Regions from separate parts of the Homo sapiens genome. Here region 2 is linked to region 1. A link is an interaction called in ENCODE POLR2A ChIA-PET data of the cell type or tissue named here. Cell type or tissue: K562. All regions are shown on one strand. Each heading gives the region's core, and the rest is flanking DNA. Links, peaks and the distances in the headings are about the cores only. Region 1 holds the start of LOC105373218 (a long non-coding RNA gene). Region 2 has its middle 8.6 kb from the start of MT1HL1.

Evidence for each region. ChIA-PET counts read pairs that join two places held together with the same protein. Peaks named below come from ENCODE experiments on the same cell type or tissue, not always from the same donor. Only the 100,000 strongest peaks of a DNase experiment are listed, where the experiment ranks them.
Region 2: POLR2A ChIA-PET joins it to region 1 with 5 read pairs; 1 of 35 experiments calls an interaction of 5 or more read pairs at or near these places.

The regions. Positions count from the first base shown.
Region 1 is chr1:236,911,673-236,916,069 of GRCh38, reverse strand. It overlaps LOC105373218 (a long non-coding RNA gene), which reads right to left and starts at 3,387. Exons shown (of 3, transcript XR_001738550.2): 1 at 1-3,387. In K562, for the core only: no CTCF peak of the experiment used is centred there; DNase peaks (open chromatin) are centred at 1,439 and 2,179.
Region 2 is chr1:237,010,807-237,015,203 of GRCh38, reverse strand. No RefSeq gene overlaps it. Among named protein-coding and RNA genes, the nearest start is that of MT1HL1, 8.6 kb to the right of the region's middle. RefSeq lists an enhancer at 1,659-3,986. In K562, for the core only: no CTCF peak of the experiment used is centred there; a DNase peak (open chromatin) is centred at 2,063.

The DNA of each region.
Region 1 (4,397 bases), core at 195-4,194:
TTGTATTTTTAGTAGAGACAGGGTTTCTCCATGTTGGTCAGGCTGGTCTCGAACTTCTGACCTCAAGTGGCTCACCCGCCTCAGCCTCCCAAAGTGCTGGGATTACAGGCATGAGCCACCGCACCCGGCGTGGGGTCATGTTCTTAACCTTTCTTGTGCTTAAGGTTTTTTGAGATTCTTGGATTTGTAGCATTATAATTTTCATCAAACTTGGAAAGTTTTCAGTCATTCTTTAATTTTCTTTGAGTCTTTAAAAACAGGCTTACTGGAATTTAATTCACATCATACAATGCACACATTTAATTTGTATAGTGCAATGTTTTGTAGTATATTTATAGAGTTGGGCAACCATCACAACAGTCAATTTTCAAACATTTTCATTACCCCAAAATGAAACCTGATACCCACTGGCAGTCACTTTCCAATTACCTCCAACTTATAAGCCCTATGCAATCACTTATCTATGTTCTATCTCTACAGATTTGCCTATTCTGGACTTAAAAAAAATAGTCATGCAATACGTGTCTTCTGTGGTTTAAAAAACAGAATGTACTGTCTCACAGTTCTGGGGGCTAGGTAACTGATAGCAAGATGTTAGCAGCATTGGTTTCTTCTGAGGCCCCTCTCCTCGGCTTGTAGATGGCCATCTTCTTATGTCCCCACATGATCTTCTCTCTGTGTGTGTCTGTGTCCTAATCTCCTCTTCTTGTAAGAATACCAGTCAGGTTGGATTAGGTCCACTCATGGACCTCATTTTACCTTAATTATCTGAAGACCCTATCTCCAAATACAGTCACATTCTGAGGTGCTGGGGGTTAGGACTTCATCATATGAATTTTTGGGAAACACAATTCAACCCATAATACTAGGCAGTGAGGACACTGAATTCATTATACTATTTACTCTATTTTTGTGAGAGTTTGAAATTTTTCATAATAGAAGGTTTTAACTTTTATTAAATTAGAAAATTGATGGAAGAGAATAATAAAGTTAAGCCAGTATGAACCACTGTAATAGCTCTAGAAAGAAATACAATCACTTATCTTTAAAAAAAAAATGACTTGATAATCCATAGGCCTATTAGCAGACCACCTTTTACATTCCTGAAGGGTGAATTTTGTCCCCTCAAATTCAAATATTGAAGTCCTACCACCCAGTACCTCAAAACATGACTGTATTTGGAAATAGGGTCTTTAGATAACTAAGGTAAAATGAGGTTATACGAGTGGATCCTAATCCAATCTGAATGGTATCCTTATAAGAAAAAAAGATTAGGGCACAGACACACAAAGAGGGAAGACCACGTTGGGACACAGGGAGAAGATGGCCACCTGCAAGCCCAGGAGAGAGGTCTCAGAAGAAACCAACCCTACTGACATGTTAATAGCAGCTGTAGAGCCTCCAGAACTGTGAGGCAGTAGATAAGGTACCTCAGCCTCCAATGTCTAAGAAACCCAAGATCATATCCAGTCCAAAGGGCAGTCAGACCTTCCCTATGTTAGGCATTAGATAGAACTGGAGTCTCTTTAGTACACCACTGATTTAACTTTTGCTGACATTTAATATTGCCATTTAAGTTTAATCTTTCACAATATTACAAGTATATCACAAGTTATACTTGCCGAGTAAAGCAACACAAGTGACCTTAATGGTCTGTATCATGGCATAGGCTGAAATATTAGAGGGAGGACAATTGAATATCTCCATGCTAGGGTCAGCCCCAACATGTAAATATCAAAGTTACAGCCATTAGCTTTTAGGTTTTTTTGGTTCACTTATGCAATTTCTTATTAATATTCCTCCAAGAGAACTGAGGATATTTCCAACACACCATGGAGTCAGAACACCCAATGAATCAAGATGAAATAAGATAAATATCCAAATTAGCTCAATGGGAGAAAAGAGGTTAATAGTCACAGAATCATAGAATTTAGAGGGCTGACTTCCATTTATGGCAATATAGTAAATTAACTGAGAACCCTCCTATCAAAAAACACCTGGAAATGATGGACAAAATATAATAAACATGCTTTTAAATATATAACTGAACATGCAAGAAAGTAAGAGAAATCCCTCGGGGCAAAGCCAGAAATGAAACAGAAATGCAGCTCAGACTGCCCTGATAAATGTTGCTGGACTTGATAACTGAGGGGCTACTATTTTAACAGCCATGTGAGGACAGGAGATAAAGCCTTGAATCTATAGTAGGAAGCTAGAGTGTAAGTTATCTAGTATCAGCACCCTCAAAGGCTTATACTTCAGTAAAAGGGTAGATTAGGAATAACATCCACCCACTGGCAAAGAGGTGTGACAAGAGAGCTTTCTGGTCTCATCTTGTCCTCTAGGTTACATTGTCTTTAAAACCAATATTACTCTGAGAATTCTAACTATGAATCATTTTCTCCTGCATTTGCAGTTTAAATTCATACTATCTTTGTGGTCTGTGAATCTCACCTCTGGTATGCCTGAGAGGAAGAAATGCTTTGAGGGACACAACTTTAACCCACACCTCCAAAATCTCAACAGATGAGGCTCCACCAGACATCATTAGCTCATCATCACTAAGACAAGTGAGAAGATTCGAGGGTTGGACCCACTCATATGTAACTGAATCATCTGAAACCCAGATATTTTAAATGACTTACCCAAAAGTTCCACAGCATTTAATTGGCAGAGACAGACCAGAGCTCAGGGCTTATGAGTTGTCTGTGAATTATTTACTCCTTCCAGCAATCTGCCTCTTTCCATATAGAAGTTCTTTCTCTGGAGAATCTAAGGGAAAAATCAGGTTCAATTGTCTTTATTTATTTATTTATTTGTTTGTTTGCCTTGAGACGGGGTCTCACCTTGTTGTCCAGGCTGGAGTGCAGTGGCCCAGTCTCAGCTCATGGCAACCTCCTACTCCTGGATTCAGGTGATTCTCCTGCCTCGGCCTCCAGAGTAACAGGGATTACAGGTGCATACCACCACATCCAGCTAATTTTGTATTTTTAGTAGAAATGGGGTTTCACCATGTTGGCCAGGTTGGTCTTGAACTCCTGACCTCAAGCGATCTACCCACCTTGGCCTCCCAAAGTTCTGGGTTTACAGGCATGAGCCACTGTGCCTGGCCTCACTTTTCAATATAGGATTGTTGATTTTGAAGACAATTGAGGCCAAGCATCGTGGGTCATGCCTGTAATGCCAGCATTTTGGGAGGCAGAGGCAGGCAGATCACCTGAGGTCAGGAGTGCAAGACCAGCCTGACCAACATGGTGAAACCTCATCTCCATTAAAAATACAAAAACTCACTTTGGGAGGCCAAGGCGGGCGGATCAAGAGGTCAGGAGATCGAGACCACCCTGGCTAACACGGTGAAACCCCGTCTCTACTAAAAATACAAAAAATTAGCTGGGTGTGGTGGTGCACGCCTGTAGTCCCAGCTACTCAGAGGGTTAAGGGGGGAGAATGGTGTGAACTCGGGAGGCAGAGCTTTCAGTGAGCCAAGATCGCGCCACTGCACTCCAGCCTGGGCGACAGAGTGAGACTCAGTCTCAAAAAAAAAAAAAAAAAATTAGCCAGGCATGGGCATGCACACCTGTAGTCCTAGCTACTCAGGAGGCTGAGGTGGAAGAATGACTTGAACCCTGGAGGTGAAGGTTGCAGTAAGCCAAGATCATTCCACTGCACTCCAGCCTGGGCGACACAGTGAGACTCTGTCTCAAAAAAAAAAAAAAAAAAAAAAAAAACACCAAAAAATGAGACTATTTGCCCCCAAATACTCAAATAAGCAAGTGGATTCTGCTACTGTGGTGCTTCAAGTTCACAGGTGTCCTCATCTGTATTCTGGAGATACTCTGCACCTGAGCAAGTGTGTTGAAAAGATGTGCTACCCAGCATGCTCACTGTCTGCTAACTGAAACACCCTTTGGGAAAGCAATCTGCTTAAGCATACCAACGGTTTTAAATGTAATGCTGCTTTGAGTAATTCATTCTTAGGAAATTCTCAGACATATGAATAAAGGGTTAGTGTTCAATTATACTCACACTATTGTAACCTACAATGCTAAAAAGTTGAAAATGCCCTAATGTTCTACAAAAAAAATGGTTACATAAATTACAGTACGTGTTTAAAATAGATTGTTCTATAGGCATTTTAAAAAATTTGAAGACTGATATAAAACTGAATGGAAAAAAATGAATTAAAAATATACATATCTATTGTTCTCACTCATGGGGAGCTGAAACAACTGATGTCATGGAGATCGGGAACAGAATGATAGACACTAGAGGCTGGGAAGGGGGTGTGGGTTGGAGGGGTTTGAATAAAGAGAGGTTGGTTAGTGGGTACAAATATACAGTGAGACAGAACAAATAAGCCACAGTGTTCAGCTGCAGGGTAGGGTGGCTATAGTTAG
Region 2 (4,397 bases), core at 143-4,142, 99 kb before region 1:
ACTACAGTAATCAAGATGGTGTGCTATTAATGTAGCAAAGATAAACCAGTAGAACAGAATAGAAACTACAGACATAGACCCACATATATGTGATCAATTGATTTGTAATTGGCTGAGCATGATGCCTCATGCCTGTAATCCCAGCACTTTGGGAGGCCAAGGTGGTTGGATCACCTGAGGTCAGGAGTTCGAGACCAGCCTGGCCAACATAGTAAAACCCCATTTCTACTAAAAATACAAAAAAAAAAAAAAAAAAAAATAGCTGGGCGTGGTGGCAGGCACCTGTAATCCCAGCTACTTGGGAGGCTAAGCAGAAGAATCACTTGAACCCGGGAGGCACAGGTTGCAGTGAGCCGAGACCACACAATTGCACTCCAGCCTGGGCAACAAGAACAAAACTCCATCTCAAAAAAAAAAAAAATTTAAGAGACGAAGTCTCACAATGTTGCCCAGGCTGACCTCGAACTCTTGGACTCAAGCAGTCCTCCCACTGCAACTTCCAAGGAGCTGGGACTACAGATGTGCACGACTGCACCCAGCTCAATTGACTTCTGATGAAGGTGACAGGTAATTCAATGAGGGAGAGAATCATCTCTTCAACAATCAGTGCTGTAACAAATGGACACATATGTGAAAAATAACTTTGTCATACCTCATTTCATATTCATCTGCAAAAATTCACTCAAAATGATCATAAACCTAAATGTAAAAGCTAAAGCAATAAAACTTCTAGAAGAAAACTTCAGAAGAAATGTTTGTGACCTTGGTTTGTATCTAAGATATCTCAGAGAGGACAAAAAGTACAAACTGTAAAAGAAAAAAAGTTGATAAATTGGACTTGATCGAAATTTAAAACTTTTCTTGTTAAGAAATTAAAAAGGCAAGCCAAAGATTAGGAAAAGATATTTACAACACCCATACCTGATAAAAGATTTGTATTGAGAATATAAGGAATTCTTCTAGGATAATAATAATAAGACAACTTTTTTTTTAAGGCAAAAGATTTGAACAAATAAACTCACTATATTTTAGGAAACTTATTTTTGTTATGGTTGAGACAGGGTCTTACTCTGTCACCCAGGCTGGAGTGCAGTGGTGCAATCATAGCTCACTGCAGCCTTGAACTCCTGAGTTCAAACAATCCTCCTGCCTTAGCCTCCCAAATAGCTGGGATTACAGCTGTGTGCCACCATGTCCTGCTAATTTTTAAAAGTTTTTTGTAGATATGGAGGTGGGGGTGTCCTGGGGGTGTTGCCCAGGATGTTCTTGAACTCATGGCCTCGAGCAATCCTCCCACCTCGGCCTCTCAAAGCGCTGGTACAGCCATAAGCCTCCATGCCTGGCAGTCTCCTCTTCTTATAAGGACATCATTCATTGGATTAGGGCCCATCCGAAGTCCAGAATGATTTCACTGTGAGATCCTTAACTTATTACGTCTGCAAAGACTCTGATATCCAAATAAGGTCACATTCTGAGGTTCTGGAAGAACATGAAATTGGGGGGCACACTATTCAACCTGCTTCACTCACCATCCTAAAGTTTATAATAGCATTTCTATTATAATTTATAATAGGAATTAAGAGTTTTACTTTAAAATTTATATATACCATTTATATATTCCTAAATTTTTCAGCAAAGTTTGTGTCACATTCATTCATTCATTCATTCACCAGACAAACATTTAGGGGACATTTACCATAGGACATAGGAGTTTAGGCTCTTATCCTAAACCTAGGTATCATTCCTACCCCTGAGTTCTTCACAATGATTTTGTACCTCTCCTTCCAAAAGGAATCATCTGGCAGAGAGAGCATTTCTCCCAGGCTGGAGTTATTTTCACACGTTAGTTTTTAAATTAAAACAATAGTAAAGTGCACTGACATTTTGTTCCTACAGCATGTGGAGTAATATTTTTATGGTTACTCTGGCAACCACAAAGGCAAGAGCAGCAGGGGGGAAGGAGCAGAAGGGCTGGCACGGGTCACTGGGAGGTGGAAGGAGCACCTCGCTGCGGTGTGCTGGCTCGGGTCCAAACAGGACGGGGCCGCAAGACCAGCTACTGCACAGAAAACGGCCTGAATCCCCAGCCTGAGTCATCGTCCCATGACTGGAGAACATGGACAGATTATTTTCTCAAGAAACTGGTGATAAACCAAGGGCTGCAGGAATTAAGATCTAGTGCTAAAAAAGAAATGTTTACATAGGGCTAGATATCCCGTCAGCATAGAAAGGGCAGTTGTTGATTGAACTACTATTTGTAGACGACAGGCACATGCGCTGCCAAGTCCATAGCGACTAAAGTGCTGTCAAGGACTTGGTTTTGCCAGTGCACCGGATTCCGGGACAAAGTCTGAGCTAGGTCATATGCTCTCTCCTCTCCCTATGCTTATGAAACATGGTCCTACCCCTAATTAGTCAGTCCCTGTCTATTATGGACCAACTACGTACACAGCACTGATCCAGGGGCTTTGGAAACACTTTTTTAAAAAAGCGTTAAACAGACTTTGCTCCAGCCAATGACATAATGCAAATGAGACAAATAAAATAAAATTGTGCTTATGCAACCTAGGTATTTCACCTTCTGAGTCTTAAAAAAAAAGAGAGAGAGAGAGAGAGAAAAAAGAGGGAGGTAGTTTGGGAAGGGAAAATTATGCAAAATCTTGTTGAAAGTCAACATGTCCTAATATTAGTGAAGAGTATGAGCTTGGCTTCACATGGTCCTGGATCGAACTCTAACTTTCACTCGCCAGCTAAATATCCCTATCCTTGCAGGTTACTTATATTTATTGACCCTTTCATCCCTCTCATTTGTAAAACGGAAAGGGAGATTCCTACCTTGTGGGTTTGCAGTGAGAATTAAATGAGAACATGTGTGATGAGCACTAATGTCATATCCGGCCTCTCACAGAAACTCAGTAAATGGTAAACGTCACTGTTGCTGTCGTTCATGGATTCAGTCTCACCCTGGGCATAGCTTGGGACAGGGACATGAGGCCATAGTGATTGAGAGCACCGAGAGGCTATGGAAGCTCACTTCTGAGGCCCAGTCCCCCCGGCAAAGTGCAGCATCCGAGGGACACCAGAGTCTCCGAACCAGAGGAAGTACAATGGCCATCAAGGACAGGAACTACCTAAACGCTCAGCCATCCTCTGAGACCTATTCGATGAGGTATCTGGCTCAACCACTTAGTTCCTACTACTAAGATTTTCTGATTTGGGGAGAAAAAGTGGTGAGTGGAAACCTGCTGGTTTCCCCCGGGACCTGGGGGTGACTCTGGAGCCCTCCTCTCAGTCTTCGCTCTGAGTCTTCGTAGAGGAGGAACAAGCATTCCTCCTCTACCTCAAGGTGTGGGTTAAGTGGGAAACAGGAGCTCGGTTGGGGCTTCAGGAGAATGATCCAGGGCCTGGTTGTGGGAAGTTGGCCAAAAGAAAAGTAGGGTGACCCACAACAATGTGGGAAGGAAGAGTTCGTCCTTTTCTCCTTGGCCATCGTCTCTATAACTTAGCAAAATCAACTTGGCTGAATGAGAAGTTGTCTCACCCCTCTGTTAGGTTAGTCACTCAATAACAATTATTTTTAAGATCATATTCTATTTATATGCCAAAGAGCTAAATATAGAACTGTGTGACTCTACCAGCATTCAGAAATATTCCAGATACACTAAAATGAAAACCTGACTATAAAATAAATCCACCCCAGATTACCTCAACTTTCAGAAGATCATATCTAGAAAGCAGACAATACTAACATTTAAATGGTTTTAATCATAGTCAGAACCAGAGAAAAACGTTTCTGTTTGTCAATCTTTTAAAGGCAAACAAACCTAAATCTTCACCAATATGCGATTTTTTAATACAATCATTTTTCACAAATGTGGTCAAATTGGTTACAAGAACAACTAATCCCACACTAGTTTTATTTAGTTCCCAGTGAGAAGGTGTAATTCTGACTTGCCTTGACTAATAGAACTGTCGTGTTGTCTGGCTAAACATAGAAGCTATTAGAGAATTAGGACATAAGTATTCTAACTTCTAGAATGATGGAGAATGAGAATTGGAGACTTAGGTCCTAGGCCCCAGCTCTGGACAAGTCTTTTAACAAAAATAGTGCTGAGCATTTGCTAGAGCACAGTTCTGAGTAAGTAAGGAGTATGGGAGAAGAGAAGGCTCATTTCTTTCCCTTGCAGGGGCCAAGGGAAAACTTCCCCTTTGCCCTCTGAAGTTTCACTGAAAACTTAACTGACAAACGGCAGATTAATTGGAGAAAAGCCATGAAAATTGATTCACATGCACGGGAGGGAGAACCCCCATCTCAATGAGAGATGACCCCCTATCCTAGGGAGGCCCAGATGTTATATGCTCTTATTCCAGAGGGGAGGGAGGGATAGGGAATGTAG